2 separate regions of the Homo sapiens genome follow, and region 2 is linked to region 1. Evidence: chromatin contacts called from ENCODE Hi-C or POLR2A ChIA-PET data. All regions are on one chromosome and are shown on one strand. The core of a region is the stretch at or near the end of the contact, and the rest is flanking DNA. Distances in the headings are between cores, read along the strand shown.

Region 1 (6,415 bases), core at 1,280-3,779:
TGAGGCAGGAGAATTGCTTGAACCTGGGAAGTGGAGGTTGCAGTGAGCCAAGACTGTGCCACTGCACTTCAGCCTGGGCGACAGAGACTCCATCTCAAAGAAAAAAAAAAGATTGGACCACTGGCCTCCCCCAGAGTCAACTCTGAAAGACAGAAAGCAGCCATGAGCCAAGGAGTTCGGGCAGCCTCTAACAGCTGGAAAAGGCAAGGAAGCAGATTCTCCCCTGGAGCCTCCAAATAGGAATGCAGTGATACTGACACCCTGATTTTAGCTCAGTGTGACCCACGTTAGAGTCTGGACTCCAGAACTAAAGATAATACATTTGTGTGTTTTAAGCCAAGTTTGTGGCCTTTTTTTTTTTTTTTTTTTTTGAGATGGAGTCTCACTCTGTTGCCCATGCTGGAATGCAGTGGCGCAATCTTGGCTCACTGCAAGCTCCACCTCCCGGGTTCACACCATTCTCCTACCTCAGCCTCCGGAGTAGGTGGGACTACAGGCGCCCGCCACCACACCAGGCTAATTTCTTTTTGTATTTTTAGTAGACATGGGGTTTCACCGCGTTAGTCATGATGGTCTTGATCTCCTGACCTCGTGATCCACCTGCCTCAGCCTCACAAAGTGCCAATTTCAAGCTGGGATTACAGGTGTGAGCCACCGCGCCCAGCCAAGATGTTGAACTTCTTACATCCTTACAATAACTTTTCCCAGTTTTCTTTTTTTTTTTTTGAGATGGAGTCTCACTCTGTGGCCCAGGTTGGAGTGCAGGGGCGCAATCTCTGCTCATTGAAACCTCTGCCTCCTGGGATCAAGCGTTTCTCGTGCCTCAGCCTCCCGAGAAGCTGTGACTACAGGCGCATGTCACCACGCCCCGTTAATTTTTGTGTGTTTTGGCCAGGCACAGTGGCTCATGCCTGTAATCCCAGCACTTTGGGAGGCCAAGGCAGGTGGATCAAGAGGTCAGGAGATCGAGACCATCCTGGCGAACATGGTGAAATCCTGTCTCTACTAAAAATAAAAAAAAAAAATTAGCAGGGCGTGGTGGCGGGTGCCTGTAGTCCCAGCTACTCAGGAGGCTGAGGCAGGAGAATGGCGTGAACCCGGGAGGCGGAGCTTGCAGTGAGCCGAGATCACGCCACTGCACTCTAGTCGTGTGTGTTTTTTTTTTTTTTTTTGAGATGGAGTCTCGCTCTGTTGCCAAGGCTGGAGTGCAGTGGCGTGATTGTCGTGATCTCGGCTCACTGCAACCTCTGCCTCACGGTTTCAAGAGATTCTACTGCCTCAGGCTGCCGAGTAGCTGGGACTACAGGCACATGTCACCACGCCCGGCTAATTTTTGTATTTTTAGTAGAGATGGGGTTTCACCATTTTGGTCAGGCTTGTCTCCAATTCCTGACCTCAGGTGATCCCAACCTCCCAAAGTGCTGGGATTACAGGCGTGAGCCACCACGCCCGGCCTAAAAATTTTTTTTGTGGAGATGGAGCCTGACTGTGTAGGCCAGGCTGGTCTCAAATTCCCAGGCTCCAGCAATCCGGGCCACCCAGCCTCCCAAACTGCTGGGATTACAGGCTTGAGCCACTGTGCCTGACAGCTTTTTTCAAGTGGCAAAATTGGGGTTTCAAGCCCATTTGTGTCTGTTTCTAAAGTCCAAGTTCACTGGGCATGGATCACTTGAGCCCAGGAGGTTGAGGCCTCAGTGTGCTGTGATCGTACCACTGTGTTACAGCAAGAGCAAGACCCGGTCTCAAATAAAGTAAGTAAAGTTCAGGCTCATTGATACAATTTACTGCCTCTTTTCCAGTAGGGTTTAGATCTGGACCTGCCTTCTGGATGGCAGAGGGAGGGAGGTCCTGAGTGTGCCTGGCCCTCAAGGGTAGGGAGGAGGCCCTGTTACTGCAGCATCCATCCAAACACGTCCTGTGCTGGGCCCAGCGTAAAGAGGACAGGTTCCGTTCGTGCCTTCCAGAGGCCCCTTCTGGGCAGGCCTGGCGAGACTGCCCTGGGCTGCGAGATGGACGTCACCACGTGCTGCCTTTCACGTTGTCTTTCATGTAGGGATTTAAACAGGGCATTAGGGAAGTGGAGGCGGGACCACGCTTGTGTGTGTTCCAAATACCAGAGACCGGTTTCCTAATAAGGTGGCCAGATTTAGCAAATACAAATACGGCAGGTCCACTTAAATGTCAATTTCAGATAAGGAGCAGCATTTTAGTATGAGCCTAGCCCATCAATATTTGGGCTATACTTACACTAAGACATGACCCCTTGTTCATCTGAGATGCAAACCAGTTGTGCCGTGTTTCATCTGACAACGCCAGTTCGTGGAGCCCGGCGAGTGTTGACGTGACACGCGTGGCCCAGAGGAGCCCGGGGCTGGCCGCGTGGCCGCGCGGACCTTCGAGCGGTCGGCTCATGGTAGAGCGGCCTCTATCAGGGCCACCGCTCTAGCCGGCGCCGCGCTGAGGCGGAAGTCGCGACGCGCACTTGCGCCGGGCGGGCCCGTTGCTGGGTGGGGCGGTGACGTTTGCCCGGAAGGGGCGGGCCCGCCGGGAGCCAGGCCGCTCGGCGCCACGACCGGCCGAGAGGGGGGCCGGATCCCGGACCATGGCGGCGGCCGGGGGGCGCCGAGGGGCGGCGCGCGGACATGGAGGCGGAGGCGGCGGCAGCTCCTGAGCGGGGAGGCGGGAGCTGCGTGCTGTGCTGCGGAGACCTGGAGGCCACGGCGCTGGGGCCGCTGCGACCACCCGGTGTGCTACCGCTGCTCTACCAAGATGCGGGTGCTCTGCGAGCAGCGCTACTGCGCCGTGTGCCGCGAGGAGCTGCGCCAGGTGCGGGGCGCCGGGGGCGCGGCCCGGGGGCAGCGGGGCTCCCGGCGACCGGATGGGGACTTTGCCTCACTGAGGTCCGGCCGTGGGCCCGGCGGCGCCGGCTTCCGAGAGAGGCCTGGTGGGGCCACCCAGGGCGGGGTCCCGGCCGTGCGGCTGACGGCGGGGCGTTGGGGCTTGGAGGCCGGAGGCGGCCGAGCGGGTTGCAGGAGGGGGCAAGCCCTGTGGGGACAGCCTGGGGACTTCCCCCGTGTCCCGGGGGTTCCTGCCGGGCCTCAGGAAGGGTCCTGATCAGATGGAGAACTCGGTGACCTGCTCGTCTTCAGGAGTTTATTTTCCAGGGTCCTCCATTCGAGGAAACAAGGCAAGGGGGACTCTGCGGAGGCCATCCGTCCTGGAAGCAGGGCGTCAAACTCTGGGCATTCTCAGCCCAGCTGTGTTTCTGGGCCCCCATTGGATGACCCTGAGCAAACTCCTTCCGAGACTGACGTTTTCCTCTGTGGAGTGGAGGTGACACTAGCCTCGGAAGGAGACCTGCCCGTCGGAGGGGAAGGCCCCCTCGCGCTTCTTGGCGGGAAGGGAGAAAAGTGTTAGGAAGTTGTCCTCCTCCTCGCCGCCGCCCCCCGCCTTTGGCGCTCATCTCCGCAGTGAATGGGAGACGTTTTTGACTGTACAGACTTGGAAGCCGTGGAGGGGTCAGAGGGTACCATGCAGCGTTCCTCCACCCTCACTGCACTGCCAGCTGCTGGCTGTGGGCACCTGGCTGGAGCCCGTTGGTTTGCTGAGCTTAGAGATTTGTTTGCTTCCAGCATTGTGAAATTCCCCCGGTTTGTTCATAGAAGGCTTCGGCTGGTGACATCTGCCAGGAATCTAACTTTCTTCTCCCCAGAAGTGATGCAGAGCAGTATTGAGGTGTAGGTTCTTTCTTTTTTTCCTTTTCTTTCTTTAAGTAGACGTTTACATCAAAGGAGTTGAAGAGATGCTGCAATTCTCTGAGCAATTTGTGGGCTTATAGTCTGTGCCCTTTTTGGAAAAAGACATTTGGAGATTCTATCAGTCTGTCATGTGACAGGAGGAGGCCGACCCAGACCCCGGGGAGATCTGGGGTGCAGGAACAGTCACAGAGGACCTTGGCCCGTGGCTTCCTCAGGGCGCTTCCTGGCTTTGCCAGGGCCTGCCTTGCCAGCCAGTCCTGCATAGCATGACCTCACTCTCCAACAGCTAGGTTTCCCAGCACACCTGTAGCTTCCTTCCGGAAAGAAGACGCTAAGGAGTTCTTGGCACGTGAGGTCCCGACCCAGGCTGCAGGTCTGATGCAAGACATGAGTGAACATCTGCGTATGCTTACTGTGGCAGCCTCTGCCCGCTCTCATTCCTTGTAGGCCCCACGCCCTCCAGGAGCTCTGTGGCTGGGGGCTGCGGACATGAGCTGTCAGCCGGGGTGTGGTTTGGCACTGGGTGCCCCCAGCCGGCTTCCTCTAGGGCCTACCCCGCCTTACTGGGCTGAAGGAGGGGCTCCTGGAAAGTTTGCTGTTTGCTGGTCTCCTCTCCTTTGCATTCGTTCTATTTTCTTCCCATCTTGAGCTTGCCGCCTCACTCTAGTCTCCTTTTTCCTTACTGAGTTCAGCACCATCCCCTGAATATATTCTGTGTCCCATGCGTGCTCAGGAATTCCCACTGCAACCCTCAACTCCTGAACCCTGGCGTTGCCTTGGCCTCCCTTATGGGACTAAGGTTTTGCGAAAATTGTGAGGAAAGTGTCCAGGATGCCGTGTGGAATCGGCTGGCTCCATGTGCTTGTTAGTTCCACACACCTGGACCCAGGCCTTCCCTGTGGAGGCTGCAGCTGCTGCTCAGGCCAGGAGCCAGATGGGCCTGACCCCTGGCAGGTGCTCAGGGTGGAAGCCGAGGCAGGCTCCCCTCCGTGGGAGGTGGGGGCGCTGGTCTTGGCCATGGCTGACAGAGGTCCTGGGGTGGTGGAGCCCCACGTTCTGGGCCTCTTTCCTGGCTGCGTCTTTCTCAAGGGCCGGTTCCTGCTGTTTGCATCTTGCTCTCCAGCTTGCTCTGGTCCCTGGTGTTACTGCAGGAGTCCTGATGAGGCTGCAAGCCCCCCAGGGCAGCCCACCTGCACCTTACAGGCAGGCAGTGGGAGGGGGCGCAGAGGGCCAGCCCACAGTTACCCAAGGTCCCAGGTCAGGAGGGTGACATGCTGGCTTGGGTCATGCTTTCCTACTCCTACTGCTCCCCCTCCGCCCTGCTCCCGTCCCCCGTGGCCCTGGCCCTATCTGTAAAATGCTCCCTGCTTCTGCTGTCCCCCCACCCCGCTCCCGTCCCCCATGGCCCTGGCCCTCTGTAAGATGCTCCCTGCTGCTGCTGTCCCCATCTGGGCTCCTTGGAGGTCTAGACTCTCTAGATGGCCCTGGGAGCCAACCCCAGGGTCCCCCTCCCCACGTGTGGGCAGGCCCTCACCGCTGTCCTTTTGTGTGCCCATGACATGCTGGGGAGTGTAGAGCAGCAAGGCCCCAGGCAGACACCACACCTGTCCCTGTGGGGGGTCTTGGGGGCCTCCTGTTCCTAAGCAGGCCTCACCCCATTTGCCTCTTGCTCTCCTTGGGGCCTAGCTTGGCCGTCTCCAGGGCTCACGTAGAGTGCCCTTCCCCTCATCATTTGCTGCATAGCCCATCCCCAAGCCTCTCCCCATGGGTTCTGTACTTCTGTCCTCAGACACGTGACCCTCTCCTGCTGGGGCGACCTAGACCTGTTGTCTCCCTCTGTAGCCCCAGCCATCTCCCCCCTGCCCCCACGTCCCAACCCAGCCATTTCCCTCCAGCCACCAAGTCCCACCCCAGGCATCTCCCCCAGGCCCCCAAGTCCCCTACCCATAGCCATCTTCCCCTGGCCTCCATGTCCCCTACGTCCCCTACTCCCAGCCTGGCTGTGCTGGAACCATCAGGCGGGGGAGGGTCTTGCTGTTTGGCTCCTTAGTGGACCGTGCCTGACTCCACCCTGGCCACTGTGCTGCGGGGCGCAGCCTTGTCCAGCCCCCTCCTCACCCTCAGGGAGGGCGATGCTGGCCATGCCAGGCTGCACTGCTGTCCCACTGCCCGCTCCTGAGGTCTGGGCAGCCAGTCCTGGTCTCCCTGCCTGTCTGAGGATGGGCAGCCTCAGGCCCCCACTATCAGGTGGTATTTCTCACTCCGGCCCCAAACCTGCACGCCCTCCTGCTCCAGTGATTGTGGCCTTGGGCCCACCTTGCTCACAGCCATTGTTCTTTCACAAGCCTCTTCCTGTTCCTGAGCCCACCCAGTGTCTCCTTTCCCCTGTCTCGTTGCTCCGCTTAGGTGCCCTGCCTAGGTGACCCCTCCCAGCTGTTCAGGAGGGACGAATACTCTGGGTCTTGCTACCCCTGGTGCTCGGAGTACCTGCCTTAGCTGCTGTGCAGATGGATGCCCATCTAGACTCCATATGGGGCATGTAGCCCTCCCGTGCTGGCCCACCCTGGGTCCTTCATCTGGGTGCTGTCAGTGCACCTGGGATCCGCCCGGCCTGGCCCTGCCTCTGCCCAGCTCCCCGCAGCTCCTCCACCCCCAGC
Region 2 (2,500 bases), core at 1-2,500, 82 kb before region 1:
GTGGGAGCCATGTTCCCTGGGTCTCTGGTGGCCGCTCACTCGAGGCGGGCATGGGGCAGTAGGGGCTGGAGCGTGTGACTGATGCTGTGGCAGGTCTGAGGAGCTCTGGCCATGGATGGCCCACGTGCTGCTGCCCTACGTCCACGGGAACCAGTCCAGCCCAGAGCTGGGGCCCCCACGGCTGCGGCAGGTGCGGCTGCAGGAAGGTGAGCTGGCAGGGCGTGCCCCAAGACTTAAATCGTTCCTCTTGTTGAGAGAGCAGCCTTTAGCGGAGCTCTGGCATCAGCCCTGCTCCCTAGCTGTGTGACCTTTGCCCTCTTAACACCGCCGTTTCCTTCTCTGTATATGAGAGATGGTAACGTTGTCTAATTGATGGCTGCTGGGAGGGTTCCCTGGGGTGGCGCCGAACCAGAGCTCAGGCGAGCTGGCCAGCAGGAAACACTCCTGTTGGGTTTTGATGAGGCCCTGGCCCCGGCCTGGGGCTCTGTGTGTTTCAGCACTCTACCCAGACCCTCCCGGCCCCAGGGTCCACACGTGCTCGGCCGCAGGAGGCTTCAGCACCAGCGATTACGACGTTGGCTGGGAGAGTCCTCACAATGGCTCGGGGACGTGGGCCTATTCAGCGCCGGATCTGCTGGGGTGAGCAGAGCGAGGGCCCCGGGCGTCTACGCCAAGGACAAGGGAGTAGTTCTCCAGGAGTGCCGCGGCCTCCTGACCAGCCTGGCTCCGGGGTGCCGGAAGGGCTGGGGTGCGGCACCCACGCCACCCCTCTCCGGCAGGGCATGGTCCTGGGGCTCCTGTGCCGTGTATGACAGCGGGGGCTACGTGCAGGAGCTGGGCCTGAGCCTGGAGGAGAGCCGCGACCGGCTGCGCTTCCTGCAGCTGCACAACTGGCTGGACAACAGGTGGGAGCTCCCTCCCCTGCCCTCTCCGGGGTGGCCGCAGTCACCAGCCAGGAGCCCACCCTCACTCCTCCGGCCCCCGCTGGCCTAGGCGGCTTCCACAGCCCCTCAGCCACGCCTGCACTGCGCGGTCCCCGCAGCTCCCGCCCTGCCACCCGCTCCTACTGACCCGCACCCTCTGCGCAGGAGCCGCGCTGTGTTCCTGGAGCTCACGCGCTACAGCCCGGCCGTGGGGCTGCACGCCGCCGTCACGCTGCGCCTCGAGTTCCCGGCGGCCGGCCGCGCCCTGGCCGCCCTCAGCGTCCGCCCCTTTGCGCTGCGCCGCCTCAGCGCGGGCCTCTCGCTGCCTCTGCTCACCTCGGTACGCCCGTCCCCGGCCAGACCCCGCGCCTCCCACCGGCAGCGTCCCGCCCCCTCGCGGGGCCCCGCCCCGGCAGCGTCTCACCCCTCGCAGCGCCCCGCCCCCTCGCAGCGTCCCGCCCCCTCGCAGGGCCCCGCCCCGGCAGCGTCCCGCCCCCTCGTAGGGCCCCGCCCCGGCAGCGTCCCGCCCCCTCGCAGGGCCCCGCCCCGGCAGCGTCCCTCCCGCCCTCCTGACCGCGCCCCCCACAGGTGTGCCTGCTGCTGTTCGCCGTGCACTTCGCCGTGGCCGAGGCCCGTACTTGGCACAGGGAAGGGCGCTGGCGCGTGCTGCGGCTCGGAGCCTGGGCGCGGTGGCTGCTGGTGGCGCTGACGGCGGCCACGGCACTGGTACGCCTCGCCCAGCTGGGTGCCGCTGACCGCCAGTGGACCCGTTTCGTGCGCGGCCGCCCGCGCCGCTTCACTAGCTTCGACCAGGTGGCGCAGCTGAGCTCCGCAGCCCGTGGCCTGGCGGCCTCGCTGCTCTTCCTGCTTTTGGTCAAGGTGAGGGCTGGGCCGGTGGGCGCGGGGCTGGGCGCACACCCCAGGGCTGCAAGCAGACAGATTTCTCGTCCGCAGGCTGCCCAGCAGCTACGCTTCGTGCGCCAGTGGTCCGTCTTTGGCAAGACATTATGCCGAGCTCTGCCAGAGCTCCTGGGGGTCACCTTGGGCCTGGTGGTGCTCGGGGTAGCCTACGCCCAGCTGGCCATCCTGGTAGGTGACTGCGCGGCCGGGGAGGGCGTCTTAGCTCAGCTCAGCTCAGCTGTACGCCCTCACTGGTGTCGCCTTCCCCGCAGCTCGTGTCTTCCTGTGTGGACTCCCTCTGGAGCGTGGCCCAGGCCCTGTTGGTGCTGTGCCCTGGGACTGGGCTCTCTACCCTGTGTCCTGCCGAGTCCTGGCACCTGTCACCCCTGCTGTGTGTGGGGCTCTGGGCACTGCGGCTGTGGGGCGCCCTACGGCTGGGGGCTGTTATTCTCCGCTGGCGCTACCACGCCTTGCGTGGAGAGCTGTACCGGCCGGCCTGGGAGCCCCAGGACTACGAGATGGTGGAGTTGTTCCTGCGCAGGCTGCGCCTCTGGATGGGCCTCAGCAAGGTCAAGGAGGTGGGTACGGCCCAGTGGGGGGGAGAGGGACACGCCCTGGGCTCTGCCCAGGGTGCAGCCGGACTGACTGAGCCCCTGTGCCGCCCCCAGTTCCGCCAC

What was found. Hi-C counts contacts between places; a loop is a spot of excess contacts on that map. ChIA-PET counts read pairs that join two places held with the same protein, here RNA polymerase II (POLR2A). Pooled maps may share reads with other maps.
Region 2: a loop to region 1 is called in a pooled map, with 2.7 times the contacts of the local background. The contact joins the promoter of PKD1-AS1 here to the promoter of ZNF598 in region 1. A Hi-C loop is called at or near these places in 1 of 168 maps with a recorded cell type or tissue (mammary epithelial cell) and 3 of 50 pooled maps. POLR2A ChIA-PET finds 5 or more read pairs at or near these places in 4 of 52 experiments (GM10248, PC-9, WTC11 and 1 more).

The regions. Positions count from the first base shown.
Region 1 is chr16:2,005,935-2,012,349 of GRCh38, reverse strand. It overlaps ZNF598 (zinc finger protein 598, E3 ubiquitin ligase), which reads left to right and starts at 2,529. Exons shown (of 14, transcript NM_178167.5): 1 at 2,529-2,612; 2 at 2,614-2,725; 3 at 2,727-2,826. The coding sequence starts at 2,603. It overlaps LOC124903626 (a long non-coding RNA gene), which reads right to left and starts at 2,465. Exons shown (of 2, transcript XR_007064941.1): 1 at 2,248-2,465; 2 at 1,762-2,042. RefSeq lists silencers at 125-320, 2,411-2,630, 2,721-3,150, 3,161-3,230 and enhancers at 2,171-2,330, 1,855-2,803, 4,703-5,650.
Region 2 is chr16:2,090,186-2,092,685 of GRCh38, reverse strand. PKD1-AS1 (PKD1 antisense RNA 1) reads right to left here and starts at 1,250. Exons shown (of 3, transcript NR_135175.1): 1 at 1,072-1,250. PKD1 (polycystin 1, transient receptor potential channel interacting) reads left to right here. Exons shown (of 46, transcript NM_001009944.3): 39 at 94-206; 40 at 498-639; 41 at 780-905; 42 at 1,089-1,263; 43 at 1,512-1,802; 44 at 1,878-2,012; 45 at 2,096-2,401; 46 at 2,492-2,500. It overlaps MIR1225 (microRNA 1225), which reads left to right and starts at 2,402; the gene lies at 2,402-2,491.